Regions from separate parts of the Homo sapiens genome. Here region 2 is linked to region 1. Evidence: read pairs that join two places in POLR2A ChIA-PET (ENCODE). Cell type or tissue: endothelial cell of umbilical vein. All regions are shown on one strand. Links, peaks and the distances in the headings refer to the core of each region. The heading gives the core; the rest is flanking DNA.

What was found. ChIA-PET counts read pairs that join two places held together with the same protein. Peaks named below come from ENCODE experiments on the same cell type or tissue, not always from the same donor. Only the 100,000 strongest peaks of a DNase experiment are listed, where the experiment ranks them.
Region 2: POLR2A ChIA-PET joins it to region 1 with 8 read pairs; 3 of 35 experiments call an interaction of 5 or more read pairs at or near these places.

The regions. Positions count from the first base shown.
Region 1 is chr10:87,771,426-87,787,672 of GRCh38, reverse strand. It overlaps ATAD1 (ATPase family AAA domain containing 1), which reads left to right. Exons shown (of 10, transcript NM_001321967.2): 5 at 3,003-3,203; 6 at 11,246-11,352. The region is part of intron 1 of LOC124902476 (a long non-coding RNA gene); the gene reads right to left. Among named protein-coding and RNA genes, the nearest start is that of ATAD1, 39 kb to the left of the region's middle. In endothelial cell of umbilical vein, for the core only: no CTCF peak of the experiment used is centred there; a DNase peak (open chromatin) is centred at 11,672; H3K27ac peaks cover 1,414 bases.
Region 2 is chr10:87,508,224-87,524,470 of GRCh38, reverse strand. MINPP1 (multiple inositol-polyphosphate phosphatase 1) reads right to left here. Exons shown (of 5, transcript NM_004897.5): 2 at 15,938-16,135; 3 at 11,250-11,347; 4 at 3,302-3,435. Among named protein-coding and RNA genes, the nearest start is that of MINPP1, 11 kb to the right of the region's middle. In endothelial cell of umbilical vein, for the core only: no CTCF peak of the experiment used is centred there; no DNase peak of the experiment used is centred there.

The DNA.
Region 1 (16,247 bases), core at 10,553-13,052:
ATGAGGATTATCTCAAATTTAGATTTGTGTATCCCAATACTTTTTTTGTTCTTATCCTTTTTTTTGGAGACAGAGTCTTACTGTCACCAGGCTGGAGTGTGTAACCATAGCCCACTGCTGCAGCCTCCTGGGCTCAAATGATCCTCCTGCCTCTGGGTCCTGAGTAGCTGGAACTGCAAGGCATGTACCACCATGCCTGCCTAATGTTTTAATTTTTTGTAGAGACAGGGTCTCACTTTGTGGCCCAGGTTGGTCTTGAATTCCTGGGCTCGTTATCCTCCTGCCTCAGCATCCCAAAGTGTTGAGATTACAGGTGTGAACCACTGTGCCCATCCTCTTCCTAAATCTTTTATTTGCATATAGCACTTACTAAGTAAAGCCATTACCAAAAACATCCGTCTTAAAAAGGAGTTTAAATTTTTAAGCCTCTATAAAGCTTAAGATAATAAACACAGTTTTTATTTGTTGAAGTTGGTTATAAAAGTATCAGATTAAGCTCAAAGAACTAATTTAAAGGTTGCAAAGCTAATAATAAAAGCTAAATGCCTCACATTCATTGCAGTACTCATTTGTCACCCATCGTAATTATTATCACTGTGGAGACCATTTTAGGAAAGTATATAGAAAAGGTGCCACTCTAAATAACGTTATCTCTAGACTCACTGATAATTTGTCAGACAAGCCAATCTGAATTTTAGTGTAACTTTTTTTTTTTTTTGAGACGGAGTCTCGCCCTGTTGCCCACCCTGGAGTGCAATGGCGCAATCTCGGCTCACTGCAACCTCTGCCTCCCGGGTTTAAGAGATTCTTCTAACTCAGCCTCCCCAGTAGCTGGGATTACAGGCGTGCACCACCATGCCTGGCTAATTTTTTATATTTTGGTAGAGTCGGGGTTTCACCGTATTAGCCAGGATGGTCTCGATCTCCTCACCTCGTGATCTGCCCACCTCGCCCTCCCAAAGTGCTGGGATTACAGGCGTGAGCCACAGGAATGGGGATAAAGCAGTTTACTGAATAACTATAAGGCTAACACACTTATGTAACTACTACCCAGGTCAAGAAGGGAATATTGACAGCTTGTGTACCTTCTCTGTTACAGCCTGTCCCCAGAAAGTTAGGATAGCCACAAGCTTTCTTTGCATATTGAATCTTTAGGCACTCCAGACACTCATAACTGCTCAGTTAATAACACTAATTGTAATCCTTGAAGAGGAAAAACTTAATCCTGCTAAAAAGTAACAAAACCGATCTACTAGAAGGGAAATATTCCAAGTGATAGATGAATAATTTGAATCAAACACAACACTCTAAAATCTCTGAATATGTTTATGAAGTGGTAGAGTAGCTACAAAGTCAACAAAATATGGAGGCTTTTGCATAAATACTTTGTTCTAAAAACCTTGAAATTTAGTTTTTAAGAAAGTACCAAGTGTAACAATATAAAAACCCAGAGATTTAAGTAACATGTGTATAAAAGTTTTATAATGGATATGCATTCTATATTAAATTATGTGATCAAAATGATGAAATTAATAATTCCAAGTATCTGCAAACAGGTGGTTTTAGATTACTATTCTTTATTGTTTCATATGAGCCATCCAAAAGAAAAATGTCAGTAGAAGATTCAAATTATAACTGACTTAACCAAATTTTAAGCACCTAAGTGAACTTAATTAAAATTTGCAGAATGCTTGAAAATACAATTAACATGTATTGGTAAAGCTTATGGATTTAAATTTAAAAGTCAGCTTTAGAAAAGTTTAGTTTCATATGATTAAACTTAGATTAGTTGCTGTTAGAACTTGAATCTTCAAGAATTATAAAGACCAGTAGAAAATTCTATGTATGCTTGAGGAAGAGCTTGAACATTATTTTGAAGTGTTTGATGTGAAAAATAAAATTGCTAGAGTTATGGAATCAGGTGCAGATTTCTTTTTTTTTTTAAATTGAGATATTTTTGGGAATTTTCATACAAAATTATTTTTCCTCTCATTTTGAATTTTATTTTTATTATATATAAGAAAATTTTGGACTCCTCCAGATCCCTTCCAGTTCACCCTAGCATGCCATCTATATAGATGGCATTTTAAAAAATACTGTTTCATAGGAAAAGTTGAGCTTTGAATTAAACAAATATTTTGAGAGGTCTGCCTATTACAGTTTTTGTTAGGGCTGTCTGTAGATGGTTTATTTTAATAACCATCTTAGTACTAAGTTTAGGTGCCAGATCATGTAGTACTGAGTTTAGTAATTTGGTAAAATTATAATTTTAGTATTATATATTTAGTATTATTATATATTTAATATTATTAAATTTAGAAAATGCTATCTCATTTTAGTTGAGAAACAGTTGGTGGTGGTTCCCAAAATGTTCAAGATCCCAACCTCTAGATCCCTTGTATTAAAAGTGTTACCTTAAATTGTATTTAGCAGCAAAATGCTGTTAATGGAGACCATAGGTTAATAATATAGTTTTATTCTTTGGAAATTAAAACAGGAGTGACTGATAATTTCTGTTTCTTTTAGGAAAAGATTGTTTGGAAAAAGGCACATGTCCTTTGGCTAAAACTTAATCTGTGAGCAACAGCAAAACAGTGTTTGCCACAATCTGTTTTGAAGTTGTTTACCTTCTGTAGGCTAATATCAAAGCACTATGGTGCATTGTTTGCTTGTGAAGGTGGAGGGCCTTAGATGATTTTGTTTTTCAACTGTTGATAAAGTGGTATGAATTTGGATGTCAAGGTGAGCATTTAAACTGAACCTTTTCATGAAGGGAGAGGGCACAGGATGCTGTAATCCCCAAATACATGCTCTTAACTGACACTGAGCTTAGAACATGGCATCTTCCTTTCTTCTATCTTACCTACTATAAACAAGATTAAATAAAAGCAGAATTGAATATTGGGAAAGTTTTTTGTGGAAGGAATTACTATTCTATTGATTATCATATAAATTGAAGCAAATATCCCCTTAAAGGTAATAAATAACATATTCATTTCCAGGTGTTCTTCTCTATGGGCCTCCAGGCTGTGGTAAAACGTTGATTGCCAAGGCCACAGCCAAAGAAGCAGGCTGTCGATTTATTAACCTTCAGCCTTCGACACTGACCGATAAGTGGTATGGAGAATCTCAGAAATTGGCTGCTGCTGTCTTCTCCCTTGCCATAAAGCTACAACCATCCATCATCTTTATAGATGAAATAGGTATGCTATGTTTTCTATATGAGTATTTTTAAAGGCCATTTTTAGAGATATTTAGATAACCAGATTTAGTTTTTAACATTTATTAGGCCATGTTAATAAAACAAAGAACATAACCAACATCATAATATGCTATGTATAATTTCTGTGTTGTAGAATGAACCATAGACTATATACTCCCCTACTTGATAGATAGGTTTTTCTGTCTTTTCTCTGTTACAAACAGTATGCAGTAGATATCCATGTACATGTTTTCTCATGTATATATGTTTGCCCGGGAAAGATACCTAGAAGTTGAATCATTTGGTTGTGTGATATATCTATCTTCAACCTCACTAGGATTACCAGTTCTTTAGTTATTATACCTATTTATGTTTTCCTGCTTGGTAGTAAACTTGGGCATCTTTTAGCATGTTGATTAGCCATTTGGGTTTTCTTATTTGTGAATTGTCAATATTTCTTTGGAGTTATTTGTAGTTTTCTTTTGTTGATGTTTATTATGATTACACCTATTTTCTAGTCTATCTTTTTTCTGATAGTTTTTTTTTTACAGTTTATTATTTGGCTATAGTCAGTATTTTTCCTTTGTGGTTTATACGTTTTGTATCTGGTTTACAAATACCTTCACTATCCCCATAAATGTTCTCTTTTTAAAAATTATATATAACATGAGATAGGAATCTAATTTCATTCTTTTCCAAAAAGACAGCAAACTAGACTATCCTTTGCTGTATGTCATGACTTTTATATTAATGGACTCTTGCTATATTATGGATCAATATTTTTGTTCTGTTCCTGGTACGATGTATATATAAATATATATAGTTATACTAATACAGTATTATTAGTATTGGATATATATTTATATAGCTTTATTACTGTAGTTTTGAATTATATTTTATTATTGTTAAATTTAGTATGATAGGCTATGTAAATATGTAGAGAGAAAAATAGATACAAATATGTAGTATAGCTTTGTTTTGGTTACTTGTTTGCTTTATGTATCTTTTCTCATCAATTTACTCCAGTTATTTTGGTGTTTTGGTGTGCATCTTGAACAGAGGAATATATAGCTAGTTTATTTTGTTTTTGTTTTTTTTTAAGACAGCATCTCACTCTGTTACCCAGGCTGGAATGCAGTGGCGTGATCATGGCTCACTGCAGCCTCAACCTCCCCAGGCTCAAGTGAACCTTCCACCTCAGCCTCCTGAGTAGCTGGGACCACAGGTGTGTGCTACCACACACCACTAATTTTTGTAGAGTCAGGGTTTCTCCATGTTGCCCAGGATGGTCTAAAACTCTTGGGGCCAAGCAATCTGCCCTGCCTTGGCCTCCCAAAGCATTGCGATTACAGGTGTGTCCACCACACCTGGCCTATTAGCTATATTGTCTAAAAATTTTAATCTAAGCTTCTCTTTAACTGGGAAGTGTGATTAGTTTGATTTTGTTATGATAGCTGAGATAATTCAGATTTCTTTTTTTTTTTTTCACGCTCTGTCATGGCTGGATTGCAGTGGCACAACCATGACTCACTGCAACCTTGACCTCCCCGGCTCAAGCGATCCTCCTGCCTCAACCTTTCAAGTAGCTGAGAATACAGGCGTGTACCACCATGCCCTGCTAATGTTTTAATTTTTTTGTAGAGACGAAGTCTCACTATGTTGCCTAGGTTGGTCCCCAACTCCTGGGGTCCAATGATCCTCCTGCCTCAGCCTCCTAAAGTGCTGGGATTATAACGCCTAGCTGATTTACTTCTGCTATATTATTTTTTGCTTTTAATTTACCAGTCTAGTAGACTTTTTTGCTTTATTCCCTTTTTCTTGCTACAGGTTTAGAAGTTATACGTTCTTTTACTTTAGTGAAACGTTTAGAATATCAACTTAAAAGTCAAGGGTAATCTCTACCTTCCTTCCAAATAATTCACAGAGAACTTAGAACTCTTAGGTAATAATAATATCTCATCTCTTACATGTTATTGTTAAACATTTTATTTTTCTTCTACCTTCGATATTAATTGCTATTTTATACTGGCATTGCTTGTTTAGTGCCACGTTTGCTAGGTTTTTTGCTCACCATTGCTTGTTTGATCTTGTCTTTTCTGGATTTAACTTTGTTTTTACTGAAGTCTTTCAAAGTTCTTTCAGCAAAGGTTGTACAAAGAGTAGATTCTTCCTGTGTGTGAACATGTGTTAATTCTACTTTCTCTCTTAAATGATACAGAATCACATTCAGCGTCTTAAAGCTACAATTCCACTGCATTCTAATCTTTTTAATCTTGTTGCTTTTGAGAATTCTCCTTATTGCCCTATATTTGTAAGTAATCTATCCTTTCTCTCTAGTTGCTGTTAGATTTTCATGTCATTCTGCTATTTAAGTATGGTTTTTTTCTAGGTCTGCATTTATTTTCATTTAGCCTGCTAAGCCACTTATCTGAGGATGTGTGACTTTCATTAATTCTGGAGGATTTCTCAGCCATTGTATATATTTGCATGTTGCAATGTTCCCATTAAAAAAAAAAACAATTCTCAGGCCAGGTGTGGTGGCTCACATCTGTAATCCCAGCACTTGGAGAGGCCAAGGCAGGAGGTTTCCTTGAGTCCAATAATTTGAGACCAGCCTGGACAACATGTAAGACCCCATATCTACAAAAAAAAATACAAAAATTAGCCGGGTGTGGTAACGCATGCCTCTAGTCCCAGCTACTTGGGAGGCTGAGGTGAGAGGATCACTTGAGCCCAGGAGATTGAGGATATTCAGTGAGCATAGGTCATGCCACTGCACTGCAGCCTGGGCAACAGAGCAAGACCCCATCTTCAAAAAAAAAATTCTTCATCTCTTCCATTTTGAGTCATTTCTACAGTTTGTCATTTAGTTCTGTACAGTATTTCATCAATTCTAAGACATACTGTTTTGTTTTTTACATTTTAACATCTTCGAAATTAGGATAGCATGTTACAATTGAGTTGGCAGCATTTTAAGTTTCTTGTTGGTACACAAAATAATGGTACAACTTAAAAATAATTCAATTTTTGAGTAGATTATAAAGGCAATTCTTTCCTTGGCTATATTTAATCTTTCAACTATTGGGTTTGTTTTTTGTTGATTATATTTGAACTTTAGAAGTTCTGTTTGGTTCTTTATAAAATGTTTCCCTTTTTTTACTGTAGCTTGTTATTTTAGAATTTCAATCCCTTTTATATCTTTAGAATTTTAAACATACTATTTTTGTGTAGTTTTTGAATTGCTCTTTTCTGAAATTCTAATTTTACTTTATGTTGACTTTTTTTTAATAGTGGTTTGTTTCCTTGTGTCATTTGTAACATTAGATGGCTTTAGGCTTGCTTTTATATGAGAATTCTTTTTTGCCTAAGAAGATCCAGAGTACTTTTTCTGTCCTCAGCTTAGAACTTCAGGGGTCTGATCGTTCAAAACCAATTTTAGATAATTTCTCAGTTTGTGTGTTCCCAGACTGAATGGTGGTACAAATTTAGACTTCATACCTGAAAGAGACTCCCCATGGTCCTAGTTTTTTGTGTAAGGAGGACATTTTTACCCCTCAGAGCCCAGGCAAAGATGGACAAGTTTCCTTGTACAGTGACGAGCAAAATTTTTTTTCTTGTCTACACTTTCTGTGAGTGTTAATCCTTCCAAGCATCTTGGCTTCAGCCTGTATGTAGATGTTAACAACAAAGCAGAACCTTTTGATGCTGTATATGTCTATATGCATACCTGCTGTGTATACAAACACAACAGACGGTAGCATAATCACATCAAGGTTTTCCAACTCTTATGTTCAGTTCCACTTTTTTCTGAACTCTGGGATTTTTTTTCTTTGTTTCTTGCAACCTCATATCTTCATTAACCTTTTCTAAAATACATTAATAGTCTTTATTTTTAATAATGGTTTTAAGTTTGCAGAATTGAGCAGAAATCATATAGAGAGTTCCCATATGCCCCCCAGATATATAGTTTCTCCTAGTATTAATACTAGCATGAGACATTTAATAATGAACCAGTATTGATACATTGTTATTAACCAAAGTCCATAGTTTAAGGTTCATTCTTTGTGTTGCACAGTTCTTTGGGCTTTGACAAAGCATAATGTTTTTTATTTATCATTACAGTCTCATACACAATAGTATCAAATATTTGTCCTTCCCTTTTCCTCCCAAACTGCTAGCATCCGCTGATCTTTTTTTACTGTCTCTATAGTTTTACCTTTTCTGTAATGTTACAGTTGGAGTCATACATTATGTAATCTTTTCAGACTGGCTTCTTTCCCTTAGCAATATGCATTTAAGTTTCCTCCACATCTTTTCATGATTTGATAGCTTATTTTTATTGCTAAATAATATTCTATTATGTAGATGTACCACAGTTAGTTTTTCCATTCGTCTATTAAAATGACACCTTGTTTTGGGCAATTAGGAGTAATGCTGCTGACAGCATCATGTGTAGGTTTTCCTGTGGACACAGGTTGCATCTCAACTGGGTGAAATACCTAAGAGTACCACAGCTTGATCACATGGTAAAACAGTGTTTAGTTTTGTAAGACACTAGCAAACTGTCTTCCAAAGTGGCTGTACCATTTTGCATTTCCACCAGCAATAACTGAGGTTCCTATTGGTATACATCTTCTCTAGCATTTGGTTTTATTAATTTTGGGGATTTTTAGCTATTGTAATAGATATATAGGTATCTAATAGTTTCCCATTTTTAAAATTTGCATTTTCGTAATGACATGATGTGGAACATTGTTTCATGTGCTTATTTGTCATCTGTGTATCTTTGTTGAGGTGTCTGTTCAAATGTTTTTCCCATTTTGAAACAATTGTAATATTTTTTATTGTTTGATTTTTTAATTTTTTATTGATACATAATAATTGTACATATGTATGAGGCACCTATGCAATGAGCAAATCAGGCTAATTGGAATATCCATCACCTCAAAGATTTATCATTTATTTGTGTTGGGAACAACAATTAGGTTATTATCTTATTGTTGAACTTTAAGAGTTCTTTTTATATTTTGGGTACAAGTCCTTTACCAGGTATGTGTTTGCAAATATTTTTTGCCAGTCTGTGGCTTGTCATTTCATTTCCTTAGCAGTATCTTTCACATAGCACGAATTTTATTTTATTTATTTTGTTTTATTTTATTTTATATATTTTTTGAGACAGAGTTTCACTCTTGTTGCCCAGGCTGGAGTGCAGTGGCACGACCTCAGCTCTCTGCAACCTCTGTCTCCTGGATTCAAGTGATTCTCCTGCCTCAGCCTCCCAAGTAGCTGGGATTATAGGCATTCGCCACCATGCCCAGCCAATTTTGTATTTTTAGTAGAGATGAGGTTTCACCATGTTGGTCAGGCTGGTCTCTCAAACTCCTGACCTCAAGTGATCCACCCACCTCGGCCTCCCAAAGTGCCACCATGCCCAGCCAGGAATTTTAAGTCCAACTTACACATTTATTTTTGATGGATCATGCTTTTGGTGTTAGACATAAAAATTAATCAAGTCCAAGGTCACCTAGATTTTCTTCTATATTATTTCCTAGAAGTTTTATAGTTTTGTGTTTTACATGTATATTTGTGATCCATTTTGTGTTAATTTTTGTGAAAATTACAGTCTGTGTTGGTCCGTTTTTTTGCCGATGAATGTCCAATTGCTCCAGCACCATTTGTCAGATGTGCATTTACTTTTATAAAAAAAAAGTCTATCCAATTTTTTGTTTGTGTTTGCAGATACAGATTGAACATCTGTAATCCAAAAATCCAAGATACAAAGTACTCCAAAATTCGAAAGTTTTTGAGCAACAACATGATGCCACAAGTGGAAAACTTTCATGCCTGACCTCATATAACAGATTGTGGTCAAACCTCAGTCAAAACTTTGTTTCATGCACAAAATTATGTAAAATACTGTATTAAATTACCTTCATTCTATGTGTATAAGGTATATATCAAACATAGATGAATTTCATATCCGGACTTGGGTTCTATCCCCAAGATATCATATCATTATGTATATGCAAATATTCCAAAATCTGAAATTTGAAACACTTCTGGTCCTCAGCATCTTGGATAAGGGAGGGATACTCAACCTGTGTCATTTTCTATTTTTTGATCATTCCGAGTCCTTATATTTATAGTATGTTTCTTCTAAGCAAGCATATAGTTGTTTAAAAAAAATTTTTTTTTGAATAGAGGAGGGGTTTTGCCATGTTGCCCAGCCTGGTCTCGAACCCCTGGCTTGAGTGATCTGCCTGCCTTGAGTTTTTTTTTTTTTTTTTTTTTTAATTTATTCTAATATCTTAGTCATGTATTTGGAGACTTTAATCCACTCACAATTTAATGATGGATGTAATTATTTATACATATCTAGCATTTTTTCATATTATTTTAAGTAACCATCTTGCCAAAACCACTTAGTGAAGATTAGGAAGATTAAGTAGGCAGTTGAATTTTAAAATTTATCTTTAAAAATTAGGCAGTTTTAAAATGACTGGTTTTTCCACCTTCAGAATAGATGGGTTAGTTTGAATTATAGTCCAATGATAGGACAGATTTTACAGAATTAAACTTTAAATAAATCTAGGATATATGTTTGCCATTGCAGGACTCTCATGTGTCATGGTAATGTGTTTTTGCTGAAATTACTTTTTATAAAAAATACTTTTTTGAAGTGTGGACATAGCACATTACAAGATATTTTTGTGCCACTTGCATGTATGATCGACAAAGTTTGTGTTGTAGTTTCAATGCTAAAATGTAATAGTTATTCAGAAATAAAAGTGATTTATAGGGATATAAGACAAAACATTTGAAATGGGGATTGTACTAGAAAATCCTAGATTTATTTTTACTGTTTTTTTTTTTAAATTATTAGGATGTAGCACCTTTCAGTCTTATATTCTAAAATAAAATTGTTTTCCCCTTTTTTTAAAAAAGCATTTCATGTTCATTGTAGATAATTTGGAAGACAGAAAATAATTTAAAAGAGAAAGTTAAACTTGTCCTTAAATCCATCCCTGAGCTATAATACAACGTAATTAGCATTTTGGTATATTTCCATAAAACCTTTTTTTACCTTGTATAACATATGTATGTACATTCCAGCATATATGTTTTAAATCATTTTCTGTCCTACATTTTTCGGCTTAATAGTGTTTTGCTCATTTTTCCATGTCGTTTTTATTTATTAACAGGAAACTGCATGAGAAAAAAGTATGCAACATAACTAAGAGCACATAGGGTTCAGGTGACCTAGAAAGTTAGAGGCAAAACACACAGGCTTTCATCTGAGATTCCACATAACTCTTCCAGCCTCTCAGTACTAGATCCTTCATTTTTCTTACATATGTTGTCATGAATGTATTTTTAGAGAAGAAACAAAAATTATGAATGATTGTGTTTTAATTTGCCTAATAATTTACCAAGTTTATTGTATCAGAATGTCTAAAACACATAGCCCAATTTTTTTGTAATCTTTCATAAAGTTTTCAGCTTTAAAACACTTTTTTTCTTTTCATTTTTCTTAATTGACATAATAATTGCACATATTTATGGGGTACAGAGTGACATTTCAATGATCACTATAGTATATAGTGATCAGACCAGGGTAATTAGAATACCCATCATCTAAAACGTTTTATCATTTCAGTATGTTAGGAACATTTGAAATTACATAAAGAGTAAATAAAATAAGGCTAGGCATGGTGGCTCATGCCTGTAATCCCAGCACTTTGAGAGGCCAAGGCAGGAGAATCACTTGAGGCCAGGAGTTCAAGACCAGCCTTGACAACATAGTCAACCTGTCTCTACAGAAAATAAAAAAAAAATTAGCTCCGCATGGTGGCACATACCTGTGGTCCTAGCTACTCGAGAGGCTGAGGCAGGAGGATCACTTAAGCCTGGGAGTTCGAGGTTGCAATGTGCTGTAATTGCGCCATTGCACCCCAGCCTGGGCAACAGAGTGAGACCCTGTCTCAAAAAAAAGGGTAAATAATTAATTCTTAATTTCTAAGGTTAAGGACCTTTTACTTCTAGACTCCTTTCTACGAAACCGTTCAAGTTCTGACCATGAAGCTACAGCCATGATGAAAGCTCAGTTTATGAGTCTCTGGGATGGATTGGATACTGATCACAGCTGCCAGGTATTTGAATAAAATCTGCCCTCAACTTGTGTTGGTTTTTTTGTTCTTAATAGAAAATTTGCTGGGCTACTTACTATGCTTTTGTACAAACTTTTTTTTCATAATTATTTACACTTATGACTAAGTGATAAGGATCCAAAAGAATATGGTTTGTATAAACTTTATCCAATTTGAGGACTTCGTGTTTACCAAAACATTAGTAGATTGCCTAAATGCCTGAAACAGACACAGCAGAAGAGAAAACACCAGAGTAAAGCCTGTCCTTGGAATTTTCAGAACCTACAGTGCTAAGGAGAGGAAGTGACTAGTGTCCGTGGGTATTGTGTACATTTTTTTAAAAAACTGTTCTTTCTGTTTTCCTCGGTTCTTACTTTTGACTTTCACCATAATTCCTTATACTGTCAATTCTTAGTCACTTCCCTGATTTTCATTTGACAGAGTTCATTAGTAGCTGAAACTGACAACACTTTCTCACTTCCTGTCACCTATGCCTATCTTTAGGATCCCAATTTTATACGAGACAGACTTGTATCCTAGGCTTTTCCTCTTCCTCCTGTATGGCTGTGAAACCATAGCTTGTTCCCTGTTATGTGACCAAAGAGAAAGAGAGCTTTATTTTTCAGTTTTCCTCTTCAGGTTCCCAGTTTTCATTTAGTTTTTGGCCTCTGAATATTCTGTGCTTTCTTGTCAGCTTAGTGGTTTAAAAGAAAGTTAAAAAGAAGTTAATCTGGCATGTTTGTTTTTTCAGCCAGATTGCTGGAAATAAACATCCTAGAACCATTTTCCCTTTTTTTTTTTTTTTTTTTAATGAATCACTTACTTATATCTCATGGAAAAGTTAACAGTGTTCTTTTGTTGTTTTAACTTTAGTATTTTCTCTTTTTTTTTTTTTTTTTTTTTGAGATGGAGTCTTGCTCTGTCGCCCAGGCTGGAGTACAGTGGTGTGATGTCGGCTCACTGCAACCTCCGCCTTCCGGGTTCAAGCGATTCTCCTGCTTCAGCCTCCCAAGTAGCTGGGGTTACAGACGTGCACTACCATGCCCAGCTAATTTTTGTATTTTTAGTAGAGACTGGGTTTCACTATGTTGGCCAGGCTAGTCTTGAACTCCTGACCTCAACTGATCCACCCACCTCACCCTCCTGAAGTGCTGGGATTATAGGCATGAACCACTGCGCCCAGCCAACTTTAGTATTTCCTATTTTGTAATCTGTTTTTGCCTTTTTAAAAAAAGTATTATATTTAGAATTATTTAAAATTCAGTTATTATTTCTTCAATTATTGTTCTCCATGTTTTATCTCCTTCTGGAATGCAAGTTGGATATATGTAGGACCTTATTTCTATTTCATGTTTTGTTTTGTTTTGTTGAGACAGGGTCTCACTCTGTTGCCCAGGTTGGAATGCAGTGGCGTGAACATGGCTCTCACTGCAACCTCAACCTCCTGGGCTCAAGCGATTCTCCTGCCTTAGCACCCCAAGTCTCTGGGACTACAGGTGCACGCCACCACACCTGGCTAATTTTGGTGTTTTTTTTGTAGAGACAGAGTTTCATTATCTTGCTCAGGCTGGTCTTGAACTCCTGAGCTCAAGCAGTCTGCCCGCTTTGGCCTCCCAAGTTTGGCTGGCATTACAGGTTAAGCCACTGTGCCTGGCCTATTTCATGTCTTTTTTAACGTCTCTTTCATATTTTCTGTCTTTCTGTGCTATGTCCTGGATAATTTCTTTTCCTTTCTTCTGGTTCATTTGAAGCTCTTCTACTATCTGACTCTTTCATTGAGCTTATTATTTCAAGTATTATATTTTTCAGTTTTAGAAATTCTTAGATTGTTTTTCACATCTACCAGGTCAGTTTTGATAGGCTCTTGCTTATTACTCATGTTTCTAATTGGATTAGAAAATCAGAACCCTGGCATCAACAAGCTGTGTAGCCTTGGCCAAATTTTATAATCACTCTGTATCTGTATAGAGGGAATAATATCTATAAAAAGGGAGGAATATTACCTACCTCAGAACTGTTATGAGGAATTAACCTGAGTTAAGTACATAGGCTTTACCTCCAGCCTTAGCTTAATTCGTTTACTTCTTTGCAAAATTGTAGATTAATTTATTTGAGTCTTTTAAATATTTTCTTTTTGTGGCCAGAGGGTTTAAGGATCCCTTAAGCCCACCGCATTAGCATAAGTCAAAAGTCTGAACAACATCATTCTCAAGAAGAAAATTAAGCCACATGTCCTCCTTCTACATTATGTTTGTGAAAGTGTAGTTTTATTATGAGGAAAACAGCCTTTAGCTTTTGTTGAATGGTTCAAGAAAAAACATAACATAGATAAATTTAGGTAACATTAATAGAAACATTTTTCATTAATAATTGGTTTTGATAAATCTATGCGGTTTATCAATGGGACTCATGTACAGGTTGCCAAAAACTAATTATTCTCCCTGAGAAATAATACTTAAAGCACTTAGACAATTGGATAGTTAGCCCATGTAAGAGAAAATATCTTAATATTATGTACCCTGTCAGAGCATAGTGTTCAACTATTTTCAGCAGGGGATATAGAGGCAATTGGATGAAGTCTTCTCCAGAGCCACTTCATCTATAGCTCCACAGTATGATTCTGGTACAGCATAACTTAAAACAGAGTTTTCAGAACCAAAATTCCTTATTGCACTAATAGCAATTACTGTTTTCATTATGATGAGTTTTGATTTGAGAGAGCAAATGCTGCTGCCTTTTTATTAAACTGCGGTCACTTTTTAACCTTTATTGTATTTTGGGGGCGGGGGTTAAAGTTGATATTATTAATTTTGAGTAATAGTTTTAGACATATTCTACTTTCATATGAACCAGTTAGCTCTTCTCTAGAATTGTCTTTTCTATGATTATGAAGAGAGCCCAGTACCCTAGCTAGCTTTCTTGTAATATGGTCACCAAGGAAATAGAAATAGAGAACGGCTCAATGAAACCGGTCACTGTTTCTGGAAACCTTGGTGACTGATGACATATTCTTCCTCTTGAGAGACATGAGACATAAAAGATAGTGTTTTTAGGGTATTCATTGATGAAGTTAAAGTTTTGGGATGTAAATTTAGGTCTGATTATTTTAAATGTGAAATGATAAAAAAATTATGTTTTGTTTTAAAGAGTTTTTTTTAAACTTTTATTTTAAATTCAGGGGTATATGTGCAGGTTTGTTACATAGATAAATTTGTGTCTTGGGGAGTTCGTTGTACAGATTATTTCATACCCAGGTATTAAGCCTAGTATCCATTAGTTATTTTTCCTGATCCTCTCCCTCCTCCAGATGAAGCTGGAGGCCATGATTCTTGGCAAATGAAGGCAGGAACAGAAAATAAAGATTTTTTTAAAAGTTTGAACAACTAACACATAAAAGGAGCATTGATTTTGTTTCTTAAGTAGTAAAAAATTACTGTCACTTCCTGTTTTATATTTTAGCTCATTTGTATTGAATTAATATATATGAAAAGGTTCTCTGCTTTTGCTGCTTAAAATTACTCCTTAGAATTTGCTTCTTTATGTGAAACTACACGTGATTTCAATCACTTTTGCTTTTTCATCATGAGTATCTGTTATACATACTCAATAGGCCATGTTTTACTAGTTTTATTTGGATTCCTTGGTTCTATTTTTTAGTATTCCATCCTCTATACTGGCTTTTAAATTTTGTTTTGCTTTGTCCTATGTTTCTTCAAATGCTGGCCATTTCCCTTTTTCCCCCCCAAATATTGACTTAACCACAGTGTCTTTTGTGATGTTTTTTCCTTATACTCATTCATTATCTTATGCTTTTAGTTCATTCACCCACTTTTAAGATTTGTTTGTTTTAAATTTGGAAGAAATTTTTTCTTTTTTATTAATTTTATTGAGTTGTAAAAAGTCAATAAAGAGGCTGGGTGTGGTGTTTCACATCTGTAATCCCAGCACTTTGGGAGGCTGAGTGGGGAGGATCGCTTGAGCCCAGAGGTTTCAGACCAGCATAGGCAACATAGTGAGACCTTGTCTCTACTAAAGACGGAAAAATCAGCTAGGCACAGTGGCATGTGCCTGTAGTCCCAGCTACTTTCTGTCTTCAAAAAAAAAAAGAAAGAAAGAAAGAAAATAAAGAAAAATAAATATGAGCATTAATATTTTGATTTTAGGACCACTTAACACAAATACAAACTTGCATTATGTTGTGTTGTGGAACTAACATTTTTCAAATTTGTGTTTATATTTTCTTCCTCTAGGTGGCAAACTCTCACAGTTAATTGAAAGTAATTGGGCTCTGAGGCTCCTGAATGTCATTCAGTGTAGAGTAGAAGTAGGATATAAGATTTGGATTATTTCAGAAATGTAAAACCTCTTAGGGAGAAATAAGGTAATGTTAGAGAAATGTGTTTCCATGGAATACCAATAAATTTCACTTTGGATAGCAGATGTGTATTGTTACTGGGTTATACTGAAGTATCAACAGTAAAGGTAATATTGATGTCCTTCAGAAATTAACTTGTTTTATATATCTTTGTTTTTATTCATGTTTATTTTTAAAGTTCTTTTTTTTTTTTTAATCTCTACATCCTTTATAAATAAGTGACATAGACTCAGAGGTTGGCAGGGCTGCCAGCATTTTTAAAAAGAGTTCTTCCCAGCATTTTGATGTTTGCTTATACTCTGTTATCTTTGTTTAAAGTTGGATTACTTGAGACTTTATTTCGCATTGAGAAGCTATCACCTGCAGTGCTGATAGTACCATGAGATGATGATGTGAAATATAGAGAAAAAGTACACAGTATCTATTACAGTTACCAGAATCTTCAGACTTATTAAGGGGAAATGATTCTCTCCATAATATTATTATTTAAGGACTTGAATTATCCCCTTATACTCCCAAACTG
Region 2 (16,247 bases), core at 6,389-8,888, 260 kb after region 1:
AAGAAAGTGGAAGAATGTTATTGCTGATAGGAAGAAAGTTTCAGTGCTCTGGTAGAAGATCCAAACAGCTGCAACATTCCCCTTAGCCAAAGCCTAATCCACAGCAAGGCTCTAACTCTCCTCAATTCTAGAAAAGCTAAGAGGTAAGGAAGCTGCAAAAGAAAAGTTAGAAGCTGGCAGAGGTTAGCTCATGGGGTTTAAGGAAAAAAGCTATCTCCATAACACAAAAATGTAAGTTGAAGCAGCAAGTCCTGATGTAGAAACTGCAAGTGATCCAGAAGATCTAGCTAAGATAACTGAAGGTCACTATACTAAGCAGATTTTCAATGTAGACAAAACAGCCTTCTTTTGGAAGAAGATACCATCTAGAACATCAATGTCTGGCTTCAAAGGATAGGATGACTCTCTTGTTAGCAGATAACGCAGCTCCTGACTGTAAGTTGAAGCCAATACTCACTGGTCATTCCAAAAATTCTAGGGCCCGTAAGAATTATGCTAAATCTATTCTGCCTGTGCTCTATAAATAGAACAACAAAGCCTGGATGACAGCACATCTATTTTTACACAGCATGGCTTACTGGCTCTTTGAAGCCTACTATTGAGACCTCCTGCTCAGAAAGAAAGATTCCTTTCAAAATATTACTGCTCATTGACAATACACTTGGTCATCCAAGAGCTCTGATGGAGATGTACAAGGAAATTAATGTTGTTTTCATGTCTGCTAAAACAAAATCTATTCTGCATCCCATAGATCAAGTAGTAATTTTGATTTCATTATAAATTTTAAGAAATTAATTAAGAAATAAATTTAAGAAATATTTAAGAAATAAATTATTTAAGAAATAAATTTCTTGGGAGGCCGAGGCAGGCGGATCCAAGGTCAGGAGATCGAGACCATCCTGGCTAACAAGGTGAAACCCCATCTCTACTAAAAATACAAAAAAAAAAAAAAATTAGCTGGGTGTGGTGGCAGGTGCCTGTAGTCCCAGCTACTCGGGAGGCTGAGGCAGGAGAATGGCGTGAACCCAGGAGGCGGAGCTTGCAATGAGCCGAGATCACGCCACTGCACTCCAGCCTGGGTGACAGAACGAGACTCTGTCTCAAAAAAAAAAAACAGAAATTTCATATGACAGAGAAATATTATTTATTTAAGAAATAAATGTCATAAGGCTATAGCTGTCATAGACAGTGATGCCTTTAATGGATCTGAGGAATGTAAACTGGAAACCTCCCAGAAAGGTTTCACCACTCTAGATGCCATTAAGAATATTTGTAATTCATGGGAGGAGGTCAAAATATCAACATTACCAGGAGTTTGGAAGAGGCTGATTCCAACCCTCATGGATGATAGGAAGTAGCTGCAGATGTGGTGGAAATAGCAAGAAAATTACAAGTGGTGCCCAAAGATGTGACTGAATTACTGCAATATCATGATCAAACTTGAACACCTGAGGAGTTGCTTCTTATGGATGAACAAAGTGGTTTCTTGAGATGAAATCTACGCCTGGTGAAGATACTATGAATATTGTTGAAATGACAACAAAGGATTGTGACAGTGACAAAGCAGTGACAGGCTTTGAGAGGATTGACTCCAATTTTAAAATATGTTCTACTGTGGGTAAAATGTTATTAAACGGCATCATGTGTTACAGAGACATCTTTCATGAAAGAAAGAGTCAACTGATGCAGCAAACCTCATTGATATTTTCTTTTACAATAAATTGCCACAGCCACCCCAGCCTTCAGCAACCACCACTCTCATCAGTCAGCAGCCTCAACACCTGAGGCAAAACCCTTCACCTGCAAAAAGATTACAACTCTCTGAAGGCTCAGATGATCATGGGCATTTCCTAGTAATAAAGCATTTTTAAATTAAGGTATGTATGTATTGTTTTTTAAGACAAAATGCTATTGCACACTTATTATAGTATAAACATAACTTTTATATGCACCGGGAAACCAAAAAAATTGTGTGACTCCCTTCATTGTGATATTCACTTTTTTGCAGTGGTCTGGAATTGAACTTGCACTATCTTTGAGACATGCCTACATATGAATTATTTCTCAAACTGTTTTAAAAAATAATGACCCTATGACACTGTAAAATCCTTAATTAAAAAAATTCAATTATTTTCCAATATATTGCGCATCAATGCAGGGAAGTGATCTAATAATTTTAAAACATTTTCAGTAATTATGTCATAAGCATTTTGGTGTTGCCTTGTAAAAAAAAACTTTACTAATTCAGAAAAATGGAGTCTTCTTTAAAAAAAATTTTTCCACTTTTACCAAAAAATTATTTCATTCCGTTTTTTTTTACACTTTTGTTAAATACTCAGATTAAGTTTTACTGAAGCATAACTACCATGAAATTCATCAGTTTTAATTAAAGAGTTAGATATCTTAACAAATGTATACAGCTGTCTGTGTAATCACCACAATCCAGTTTGGGAAAACTTCTACCACCTACAAAGTTCTCTGTGCTCAGCTGGGTGCAGTGGCTCATGCCTGTAATCCCAACACTTTGGGAGACCAACGGGAGAGGATTCCTTGAGCCCAGAAGTTTGAAACAAGCCTGGAATTGAGGTTCTATCAAAGGTTCAAGTCATGAAAAATTATTTTTAATTGAAGATTATAAATGTTAACAAAAGCTTTTTCTCTTTCAAAACAAAAACATTTTGCACATTCATAGCAGGAGCCACATAGAGTTCATAATTACACTAATTATAACAGCAAAAGATAGGAACTATCTAAATGCCCACTGACAAGAGTAGATGGTATATTCACATTATTGAATATTGTACTACAGTGAAAATGAACTACAGCTATATGCAATAATATGTTGAATATTAAAAACATAAAGTTGAGGGGGGAAACAAAGCAAGTCCCAAAAGACAATAAGCAGTATGATTCCAAGAAAAACTAAATATATTCTTTGGGCACCAATACATTCATAATATAAACTGTTTTAAAGAGGCGAAGGAATGACCAATACAAAATTCCAAAGAATAGTTTCTGGAGGAAAGGGAAGGGCAAGAGGAGGCAGGAAAATGGAATAGTTGAGGAACACATAAGTAAACAAATGCAATTTATTATGAATATTCTAGTTCTTGGGTAGAGTGGAAGGTTCGTATGTTTTATAATTTACATATATGTTATCGAATTCTTTTGTATCACATTATATTAAAATTTTTTTAAAACACAAGCAAAAACTATTTTTTAAAATTACTCATTATAAAAAAATTTCCAGAAGTTTAGTAGTAACTCAAAATGTACTTCACATTTTTTAGAAAGTTCTTACCTTTGTTTCTGTTCAACTGCTTTGTCCAAGTGCTGAAAGATATCCTGAAACAAGGTGCAGCTGGATCGACTGTTAATAGTATACCCATATCCTCTTTTCCAATATTGTTTCAGATCATTTAAATATTCTAATACCTAAAAAAATTCAAAAATAATTTCTAATATATTTTCAAAAATATAACAAGATTCCCTGATTTAATAATGATTCTCTAAGAAATGGTTACAATGTTTAATTACCATTCTGCACAAAATATAGTATTTGTCCTTTCCAGCATTTAAGAGTTGGTCCCTAAGGTTCATACCACAGAGAGATTTATGCTGCATCACAAATTTGGATTGGGGGAATGTAGATGCTGGTGTGCAAGAGCAAGCCAGTAAGTGCTCACAGCCAATCATCCAAGGTCAGGACAGCTCAAGAGAGTGGAGTAAGGACATGTGCTCACCTCTCCTTTCTTCTAACATTATATTAAGATGATATTATATTAATATTCTTCTTTATTCTTTCTTCTAAATGTCAAGGATACATTTAGAAGAAAGAATAAAGAAGAAGAATATTCATTAAAGCACAGAAAGATACCATAGGTGGATGAGAAATGTATAAGAATTTTGAGAAGGTAGAAGTCAAATAGAAAATGAGTTACTTTGGTTCATGTATCTGTTTGGTGAAAAAATAATAATAAAAGTGTACCAAGGATATGGGGAAATGGGTACTGTTGGAAGGAATGTATATTGGTATAGACATTCTAGAGGGCAAATTGGCAAAATCCATGAAAACACACATACCCTATGACCCATTTAATTCCATTTCTTATAAAGTGATATTCACAGAGGAACACCAGGGAGAATGTACAAGAATGACTTATAGTAGCACTGCTTATAGAAGCCAAAAAATCCCCAGAAACAACTAAATTCCAATAGTAGGTAGATGGTTAAATAAACTATGGTATACACATACTTCAGAATACTTTGCAGTTATCAAAAAGTTCTATATTATAGATTTCCATGTACTGACATGGAAAAATCTCCAAGACACAATGTTGAATAAGAACCCATTAAAAATAATACATACCCTATAATACCATTTATTACCAACACACACACACACACACACACTATACCTTTTATATTTCTAAGAATGATACAGATTATAAAAGTATAGAAAACGGTTTGAAACCTACCTATCACTGATTACAGTTATTAACCTCTGCTGAAAGGTCTGGAACCGGGAGCTGGTAATTAAGTAGCCTTTATCTGAGGGTTAAATTTTCCACTTACATATCATTTGATCATTTGCTCATGTAGAAGTGGAGAACTGAAATCTCTATCTAGAACTAAAACCTGTAGCTAAAACCACAACTAGGGGACTAAAATATGTAACCCAAAAGAGGTTCAAGATGACTACAATAGTCACAAACCTTTCTTCCCGAAAGAGCTCCTAGAGAAACTAAGTGCATGTCATAGTAAGTTTTAAGAGCAGGGGTGGGTCAGTGCCATATATAAAAACAAAACAAAAAATACATTAAAGGGGTGAGGAGGAGCTACTTGCTACACTAGCATTGCTGCCTACAATCTAGACTAGCACAGCACAATGGCAACTTGTGTCCCTTCCAAAGGTAGCAGTGTAGATATTTATTAATGAAGAAAAGGAGAACAGCTGAGGGAAAAAGGATGAATAAACGGGTTATAAATTGAAGGAAATGACATATTACATGAACGCCTTGAACGGGGCTCAGAGCAAAAGGTGACGCTGTCTCTTAGCTCAAGTATGACAGATGCATGAAAGGGTGAAGCCATAAATTTGCCAAGACCACTCCTGGTTTTGGAACCTGACAGGATTGAAAGGAAGCTGGCAAACCTGAGTGGCCTTGCCCTGGAAGACATTCATACAGATGATGGACTGGATTATTAATGATTGTATATATTCTTTTGATGTAAGGTATCCCTCTTCGAAAACCAGGGGCTGACCTGTGGTATTATGATATGTATATATTGGCTTTCGTCCACACTTCCTGGTTTGTAACTCCCATATCCCTTGTTGTAGTCTTTTGGTATAATGCTGGGTGTGTTAGGCCTCCAGGGCAGGCCTCAGGAAACAGAATCTCTCTCCTGCCTCCCTTTCACCTGTGCGGAGGCAGAACTCTAATCTTCCTGCCTTTCTGGGGGTCTTAAGATCCTGCCCTGAAAGGGTCCTGCCTCATATCCTGGGGGGAAGGAATACTTCCATAAAAACCCAAGAGGACTGGGTTTAGAGAGCTTACAGATAGCTGAACATGTGGAGCTTCCTGGAGGGTGGCATGCCCAGGGAGGACATGGAAGCTCCACGCCCCTTCCCCCATATCTCGCCCTACTCATCTCTTCATCTGTATCCTTTGTAACATCCTTTATAATAAACCAGCAAAAGTGTTTCCTTGAGTTCTGTGAGCTGCTACAGCAAATTAACTGAACCCAAAGAAGAGGTCATGGGAACGCCAACTTGAAGCCAGCTGAACAGAAGAGTACCGATGGGGCACTTGGGGACTGAGCCCTCAACCTGTGGGATCTAATACTACCTCCAGGTAGACAATGTCAAATCTGAACTGGAGGACACCCAGCTGGTGTCTCCTGCTTGGCGTGCAGGGGAAAGGCTCCCACACATTTGGTCACAGAAGTCTTCTGTGTTGATGATTGTGATGGTGGTGTGAGAGTAAAGGAAAAACACGGCTTGAGAGAGTCTGTCCTTACACAAAGGCAATGAAATCAAGAAGTTAACAAAGAGACGTAAACACTAAGAAATTTAAAAAGGAATTAGATAATAGTCTGTTCAATCTATTCAAATAATAAAATCTACTATTAGAAATAAAAAGGAGGCAACTGGAGATTTAAAAAATTCTCACATGCTTACCACTAAAACTTTATATTTAAAAAAAAAAAAGGGCCGGGTGCGGTGGCTCACGCCTGTAATCCCAGCACTTTGGGAGGCTGAGACAGGCGGATTGCGAGGTCAGGAGATCGAGACCATCCTGGCTAACAGGGTGAAACCCCGTCTCTACTAAAAACACAAAAAATTAGCCGGGTGTGGTGGCGGGTGCCTGTAATCCCAGCTGCTCGGGAGGCTGAGGCAGCAGAATGGCTTGAACCCGGGAGGTGGAGCTTGCAGTGAGCCGAGATCACGCCTCTGTACTCCAGCCTGGGTGACAGAGCAAGACTCTGTCTCAAAAAAAAAAAAAAAAGGCCAGGTGCAGTGGCTCACACCTGTAATCCCAACAGTTTGGGAGGCTGAGGCAAGTGGCTCCCTTGAGGTCAAGAGTTCAAGACCAGCCTGGCCAACATGGCAAAACCCCGTCTCTACTAAAAATACAAAAATTAGCCAGGTGTGGTGGCGGATGCCTGTGGTCCCAGCTACTCAGGAGGCTGAAGCATGAGAATCGATAATTCTACCAGACATACACCTTCAGAAACAGGTATACCTGTACCCCAATAAACATATACAATAATGTTCATAGCAACAAGGTTCATAATAGCCCCAAACTAAAAACAATGTCTACTGAAAAGATAATGAATAAACTGTAAAATATTCATATAATGGAATATTATACAGTAATGAAAATTAAAAATTGTAGCTATATGCAACCTCATAAATCTTTTTTCATTTTTAAAACTTTATTAAATTGTAATTTACATACACATGATTTAAATATACAGGCTGATGACTTTCGACAAATATAAACAACTGTATAACCTGCCCCCACCATGATAATACAATGACTTAATCGCCCCCAAGAAGTTACCGCTTGCCCCTTTGCTTCAATCTCCTCTAATACTCTGCTACAGGTACATGTTTTACGGAATCCTGAGAAATGTCTGTGACCTCATAATTCCCAATCCATTTGAGAAGAGGTATATTTTCCTGAAATTTGTAAACCTTTTCACAACACAACAGGTCAAGATCATTTTAAATTCCTCCCAGTTCAAATCCCTGCCTTCTAAGTAGCAATCTATAAATGGGAAGCTTTTTTTTTAACTTGTGTCGTGGGAGTTTGTTGTATGGATTACTTCATTACCCAGTTATTAATCCTAGTGCCCATTAGTTATTTTTCCTGATCCTCTCTCTCTTCCCATCCTCTGCCCTCTGAAAGGCCCCAGTGTATGTTGTTCCCCTCTATCTGTCCATGTGTTCTCACCATTTAGCTCCCAAATAAATCTTAAAAACTTAATGTTGAACAAGAGCTAGATACCAAAAGAAAAAAAACACACGCTGAGTAATTCCATCATTATAAAGTTCAAAAACAGATAAAGCTAAACTGTTTCTTAGGGAAAAAATAAATTAGTAAACAATAAACTACTGTAATAAAGAAAAAATTGAAAGCAAAAATACACAATTACGGAGAAATAATTTCAGAGAAGGAAAACACTTTTTAAAATCAAAAGATATATTTGCTTAATTCAGCAAATAATGGATAACATAAATGACTTTTATAGGTATATTAAATACCAAAACTAATCCCAGGAGAGAGAAAATCTAGATATACTTATTAAAGCAGACACAAATTGCAAAAAAGCTATCCTACAAATTAACTTTCTCCTTTGTGCCCCACTACACCTTTCATGGGCAGTCTGCAACTTATGATGGTTTGACTTAAAATTTTTCAACTTTACAATGGTTCAAAAGCAATACACTTTCAGTGCGCTCCTTGACTTACAACGAGGCTATGTCTGGATAAATCCATTGTAAGTCGTAAATGTACTTCCAACTTAAGATATTCAATCTACCATGGGTTTATCTGGATGCAACCCCACCATAACTTAAGGAGCATCTGAGTATACTTCTATCACTGTATAGACATCCTATTGTCTTGCAATGGTTTAGTTACATGTCTTTCATTCCTTGTGGCATTCTTTGAGGACAATATCTATCTTATGTTAGTGTCTTTAGTTCCAAGCAAGTGCTTGTCACAGAACGGAAACTCAAAAAATGCTTGCTGAAGGTACACAAAGTCCAGGATATCTAATTATCTCAGAATTTCATAAATGTCTATTAATTTTTAATTGTAAAAAACATTCTTGGCCAGGTGCGGTGGCTCACACCTGTAAACCCAGCACTTTGGGAGGGTGAGGCGGGCGGATCACTTGAGTTCAGGAGTTCGAGACCAGCCTGGCCAACATGGTGAAACCCCGTCTCTACTAAAAATACAAACATTAGCCGGGCATGATGGCACATGCCTGTAATCCCAGCTACTGGGGAGGCTGAGGCAGGAGGACTGCTTGAACGCAAGAGGCAGAGGTTGCAGTGAGCTGAGATTGGGCCACTGCACTCCAGCCTGGGCGACAGAGGAAGACTCTGTCTCAAAAAAAAAAAAAAAAAAAAAAAATTCTTAACAAAGAACTTTAAACACATAAAAAATATAAAACAGTAGTATAACGAACCTCTGTGTACTCATCCAACTTCAACAATAATCAACATTCAACCAATCCCATTTCAGCTTTGCTCCTACCACCACCACTGTATTATTTTGAAGCAAATCCCAGGTATCATTTTATTTCACCTGTAAATACTTCAGCATATAAACCTATTTCACAGTGAAAGTCCTAAGCAGGGATAAATTATTTTCTAACAAATTGCTGAAGTAAATAATAGAAAATACCTCAATCAAAAGACAACCTTAATTTTTAAAAGAAGAATTTAATTTCTTTTCACATGTAAAAAGAAACTATTATTCAATTAATTTAATAAACATGTATTTAAATTTTCAAGTCACAGTCATTTAAATTAGAAGTTCTTTTTTTTCCTTTTTTCCTTTTTTTTCTGAGACAGAGTCTTGCTTTGTTGCCCAGGCTGGAATGCAGTGGCACAATCTTGGCTCACTGCAACCTCCACCTCCTGGGTTCAAGCGATTCTCCTGCTTCAGCCTCCCGAGTAGCTGGGATCACAGGTGTGCACCACCACGCTTGGCTAATTTTTTAATTTTTAGTATGGACGGGGTTTCACCACATTGGCCAGGCTGGTCTCGAACTCCTAACCTCAGGTGATCCACCCGCCTTGGCCGCCCAAAGTGCTGGGATTACAGGCATGAACCACCACGCCCGGCCAAGAAGTTCTTTATTTACAAGGAAAAAAAGTACCTCTACAATAAAGAAATCAGGCAGGCACCATTGTAATCTAATGATCAAACATCACTGGCCAGGAGTGGTGGCTGATGCCTGTAATACCAGCACTTTGGGGGGCCCAGGCGGGCAGATCACCTAAGGTCAGGAGTTCAAGATCAGCCTGGCTAACATGGTGAAACCCCATCTCTACTAAAAATAAAAAAATTACCTGGGCATGGTAGCACACGCCTGTAATCCCAGCTACTGGAGAGGCTGAGGCAGGAAAATCACTTGAATCCGGGAGGCAGAGGTTTCAGTTAGCTGAGATTGCGCCACTGCACTCCAGCCTGGGCAACAGAGAGAGACACTGTCTCAAAAAAATAGTAATAATAATCAATGACATGACAAGCAGACATCAGTCCTTCTGATATGATGCACTGAGAAGGATATATCACTTACGTAGTGCTCTTGTCAAAAATGTTTAATCTGAATCTAATCCTGAGTAAAAAATATCAGACACATCCAAAAACATTCTGCAAAAAACCTGGCCTAGACTCTTCCAAAACGCCAATGTACGAAGGACAAAAGAAAGGCTGGAGCACTCTTTCAGGTTAAACGAGACTAAAAGAAATGCAACCAAATGCAATGAATGATCCCTTATTAGATCCTGAATCTTATAAAACAAAGCAAACAAAAAACAGCTATAAAAGACTTAAGACGTGAAAATTTGAAAGTTGACTGTACATTAGAAAATATTGTGATATATATGATATACATAAATATGAACTATAGTATTCTGTATTGTGGTTATACAAAAGAATGTTCTTGTCCTAGATGCATGCCCAAGTATTTAAGGGTGAAGCATCCTGATGGTGGGGCGGGGAAAAAAAGATTATATACACACGGTAGACAGAAAAAACAGCTCCCATATGTCCACATTCTAATCCCTGACATCCTATGAATATGTTACCTTACCTGATAAAAGGGAATCTGCCAGTGTGATTAACTTATGAATCTCGAGATGGAGAGATAAATCCTGGACTATCTAGGTGGGCCCAGTGTAATCAACAAGTATCCTTACGAGAGGCAGGCAGGAAGGACAGTTAGAGCTGGAGATGTACCCGTCAGAAGTCTGAGTGATAGGAAATGCAAGCAGCCTCTGGAGATCAGAAAAAGCAGGGTACAGATGTTCTCCTAAAGCCCCCTGAAAGAATACGGCTCTATTGTATACGGCTCTATTGATACCTTGATTTCAGCCCTGTAAGATTCAATTTGAACTTCTGACCTCCAGAACCATAAGATAATAAACTTATATTGTTTTAAGCCAGTAAGTTTGTGGTAACTTGTTAGAGCACCAATAGGAAACTAATATAGTAGAGAGAGTGATAAAGGAAATGTGGCAAAAAAGGTTAACTGGTAAATATAGGTGAAGGACATACAAGTGTTCACTGTAAAACACAGAACACAATTTCCCATGAAAACTGTTATAAAATAGTTGCTAGGACTTTGGAAACCCATTTATTCTCTCTGAGCTTTGGCTTCCCATAAAAAGAATCTGGGATTATATCAGCTCTATAATCCCTTCCAAGCAGTAAAATTTGATGATGGGTTAAAAGTAGGTCTGTAAATGGGATGATTTAGAAATCAAATCATCATGGAAAAAATGTTTCCAGAGTTTTTTGAACCTAAACTATTTACAAGTAGGTGGGACCAATTTGAACCTTTAATCTCTCTTTATTTAAGGAAAATTAGGAGTTAGTCACAAAACAGTTTATGTTCCCTAACTACTCATTTTCTGAAAAGCTGCTTCAAGTAACCAAATGCAAACAAGCAAGCCAAAAAAAATTTTTTTAAAAAAGCAAAGAAACTGCAAAAATAATACTTACCTTTGCATCATCTATGTCAAAAACATCACACCAAGGAGATTTAACACCTTTAATTGCCAGGTCAAATGAACAGGTGAAAAAGGCTACTTGAATTAAATCTGGGGGGAAAAAAAGGTAAAATTTTGTGGGTCATTATTTTCTGCAATTTTTCAAAGGCTAAATATCTGTAGAATGCCATGTGTGGTACAGCTCAATAAAATGGACATCTTCAGTTTGGGGAAGAAATAATTTAGTTTCTTCCTGGCTATCAAAGAATTAAGAGACTTTCTCTGTGTAATTTAAGGGTGCAGAACTGAACTATCAGGAAGAAACCATGAGGAAGTATAAATTTCAGCCCAATAAAACTAAGAAATTTTCTGTAATTGGTAACTTTTTTCTGCCTTTTTTTTTTGGACAGGGTCTTGCTCTGTTGTCCAGGCTAGAGTGCAGTGGTGATCACAGCTCACTGCAAACTCGGATTCCTGGGCTCAAGCAATCCTCCTGCCTCAGGCAATTACTTGTTAAGAGCATATTTGCCTAGCAATATCAACAAAAAGTATAACCCAAGGACTTGCTATATAAAACTTAATATGATTTTGTTAATTTTAGAGGGTTCAAGGAGGGGGGCTAAGGTTATAAAGGTTTTAGTACCCGACTTGAAAATTACAAATAACAAAGTACATTTATTAAACAGTTTAAATTATACAATTCATTTTATAACTAAGAAGCAGCAGTAAGTACAGAAAAGATATAAAAGGAGAGAGAAGACTACAGAGATGGAGAGGGAAGGAAGTGCAAGGTAAGTGAGGGGGAAGGAGAAAGGAGAGACAGCCAAGGAGGAGAAGCACAAAAAGGGAAAAATCACACACTAAAGAGAGAAATGTTGGTACCAACATGAGTTTTTCAAACTTAGCTGCTCAAATGATTTCGGAAGTGGATTTCAGAATAAGTTATCTAGCATTTTTACACTGCTAATTTGCTGATTACATTACTTTGAGATACATATGGGTATTGAAGAGAAGTGATAAGGGAATGAATGCTTGGGCTATAAAAAGTAGCCTTTGTTAGTAAATAAAAACACTGCTGCTCTCTAGTCAATGAGAAGTGGGTGATATTTAATGCTAGAGAGAAAAAAAAGTCAACTGCAGTGGTTGCCTCCATTGCTTTGATTTTTCTTTAATTTTACTGCCTTTCCTGTTTTCCTAAAGGAAAATGGGACCAAAAATCAACTGGCGTTACATGCATTTTGCACTAGTTCTGAGTTTAAAGAATTCCTGAGGCAGTATATAATACAAAAAAAATGTATTTCATTGGGAATATACAGAAAAGCCATTCAAAACTTTGCTTACGTAAAGAAAAGGTTTTATAATCTCAATACCTGATACAATATAGTGGCTTGTAAGTACCAGGTACATTTGATGAAAGGACCTGGCTTATTTACACTCGAAGCTCTAATTCTGAAACTATGAAGTCAGTCCACATGGTATATTCTTAAACCGGAAGAGAGTTTACCAGAAAAAAAAAATTCACCAAAAAACTCTTCAGAGTACAGGGAGAAAAAGCATCAGATGAAGACAGGCTGAGACCTGACTTTACCACTAATTATCCTGGGTAAGCTCTCTTTAGTGTCAATTTCCCCACTTACAAAGTAAAGAGGTTAGATACACTATCTTATTTAAGTTATAGCTCTGACTTATCTGTTATGACCCTTCTGATTTCGTGGTCAATCTTTCAGAACCTCAAAAATATTTCAGGTGGATAAGAAATTTAAATATTTAAAAAACGAAATAGACCCTTTCCCTCCACTCCCCTGAGAAAAAAATAAAACAACAAAAAAGGAAGACAATAGGAAAACATAATAATCTTGCGGTGGGAGGATTCCTAGACAAAATACAACACTCAGAAGCCATAATGAAGAGACAGATATGGCTATGTAAAAGATGTAAACTTCTGTGCAATCAAAGGCACCATCAACAAACCTAAGAGATAAGCAAGAAATTAAAATATTAGCAACATACAACAAGCAAAGGGCGAATCCTTTGTCAGGCAGAATTAAAAGATATAATTAATATATCCATAATACATAAAAGGTATTTGTGATTCATAAGAAAACAAAAATAACCCAATAGAAAATGAACAAAATTATGAAGGGGTAATTTTTAGAAGAAATGCAAATGGCTACTAAACATGAAAATATGTTCACTTTCAGAAGTAATCAAAGAACTGCAAATTAAAGCTAGATACTATTTTTCATTAATCAAATTGGCGAAAATTAAAATGACTAATAATATCTACTGTTGGAAGATATGGGAAAATGAACATTCTCATATACTGTGGATATAAATTTTTACTACACCTTCAGAGAACAATTTAAAAATATATGTCAAGATGTAAAATATTCATGTGTGTTAACCCAGCAATTTCACCTATTTATCTTTAAAAAACATTTTTAGAAATCTATTTATTTATTTGGAGACCAAGTTATAAGACTGGCTAACTTTTGTGTCTTTGATAGAGGCAGGGTTTCACCATGTTGCCAAGGCTGGTCTTGAACTCCTGGGCTCCAGTGATCCACCCACCTTGGCCTCCCAAAGTGCTGGGATTATAGGTTATGCCACGGCACTCGGCCTCACCTATTTTATCTTACAAATAAACTCTCAAGTGTAAAAAACAGACTACAAGAATGTTCACTGTAGCATTACCTGAAAGAGTTAAAAACTAAGAAAAACTTCAGTAGGAAAATGGTTTCTATAAAAAGAATTTGGACTGCATTAGCAACAGCCTCTTACAGCAGTAAAATTCGATGATGGGTTAAACAATTTAACTAGCATTGACTTACAAATCGAGTCATTCATATGTCCCATGAAATAACACAGGATTTAAAAGAATGAGACAGTTCTATATTTGTCTAGAGACAAATATATTGTTAAGTAAAAATAGTAAGTTACTGAAAATACATATAGCATCACCCCCTATGTAAACAAAAGGGTATTTAAATAGCAAAAGTATTTATTGCGCAATTACTGCGCCAGGTACTAAATGCTTTGTATGAATTAATCTTATATAATCTTTGCAATAATCCTATAAGACAAGAATAATTCCCATGTTCATTTTACAGAAAAGGAAACTGTGGCATAAAGACATTAATAAACTTGTCAAAAATCATAGTTATTCAATAGGATAGTAGAGTCAAGATTCAAATGCAAATAGTCCAATTCCAGAATCCATTATTTTAACCACTATACTTAATACTGCTTCCAAAAAGAAGTTGCTGTCAGTTACTTCATCAGTAAAATACATAATTCTTGCCCATTCAGAGACTAAACATAGTTTTAAAAAATCTTTTTCAACAACCTAACTGCCTACTAACAGAATAATGGCTAGATATTGGTATAGATGTAGAATGAAATACATACATTTAAAATGTAGGACTAGAATTGCAAACATTACATCAAAAACAAAAAGTTGCATAAAAATAGAATTTTGGACTGGTATAAACTTTGATACCACTCTTAAAAGTTTTAAAATCTGCAAAACAATATCCCATTTATGTATAAAACTGGCATGGGATAATATAAATGCTCAATTCATGACAACAATTACCACTGGTGAGAAAGGAAGAAGAATGGGATCCAGGAAAGGGACCAGTAGACCTCAATTTATTTAAGGCAAGTAACTGAAGCACAAAGTTAAAATTTAGTAAAACCAAGTTGTGGGTATAGGGATGTTCACCACATTAGCCTTTTTTGTTATCTTCGTGTTTGAATTATTTCCCAATAAAGTAAATAATTTTTAAAGCTCCACAGGCGATGCCAATGTACTGCCAGTTTGGAGAGAGAGAAAAAATTCAATTTCAAATGCTAGTCTAGGCATCTTCTTTTTGATCCTTATAAAGCATCCAGGCCCTGTGACTGATAAATTCTAATCTATTTTTTCCCCAACATCTACTTCCAGTCTTTTGGAAATTAATTCAGAGTATAATGTAATCTACAATCTTTGCATGTATCTTTGTCAACATCTACCCTATGGAACATAAATTCCTAGAAAACAGAAAAAAATCTTATTTTCTTAATCTCCCATTGCTAGGTGACCATGTGCCATGGTTTCCCACCTGCTTTCCTGGCAAAATTATTAATAGTGTTCCCTTTCACTTTCGAAAGTGTCCCACCAGTTTGGATGGTAAGTTGCATAGTCAGCCCATCCACTGCAATAACTTATGATAGACATGACTGCTCATCTTCTCAGCATTGCTACATATAACTCAAAAAACATCATAGTACTTTGCTTTTCACTTTCTAAAACTTACCCCTCTTACACATTAACAGGTACTTTTGAACTGCTTCAAAAGCTAAAGAATTTATATGATTTTTCCATTTGTATCACTTTATCAGGGGGAAATTCAGAAAAGATAATTTGTTTTAAAAATAATGCCTACAGTTGAGGCTTTATATTACTCTGCCCTCAAAAAAACTCCAGAATATAACTAGAATCTTGTACAGTAATTTAAATAACACTCAAAGAAGAATATGAATCTAAAAATGGTAAATAGTAAGCACAAGGTATACAATTTTTTTGACCCAGAACATATTATTTTCTTAATGTAGATCAATTATGGGTCTTTAAAAAAGACTGTTTCCTTATGTTTTCATTTTCACAGTTCAAAATTATTTAAACTGTTAAGTTCAAATAAAAGACAACAGACATATTACCTGCATTTAAATCATTTACTGGCACTTGCAAAGTAGCTGCAACTTTTTTTAAAATGTTCTGCATTTCTGGTCCAGTTTTGAAGGCTTCCACGTGATAAAGAGCTGTAGCATTTTTTTCTACTTCAGTTAAAAACTTCTCACAGTGATCAAAAAATCTCATTAGTTTATCATTAACTGTTGGAGGTCCAAACTCCATATCTGAAAGAGAAAAAAATTTATATGTATTTGTAAATCACTGACATAAATGACAGTTTCAAATTATTGAAAATGTTAAGTGTGAAAAAGGAACACTAACATCTTACTAATCCGC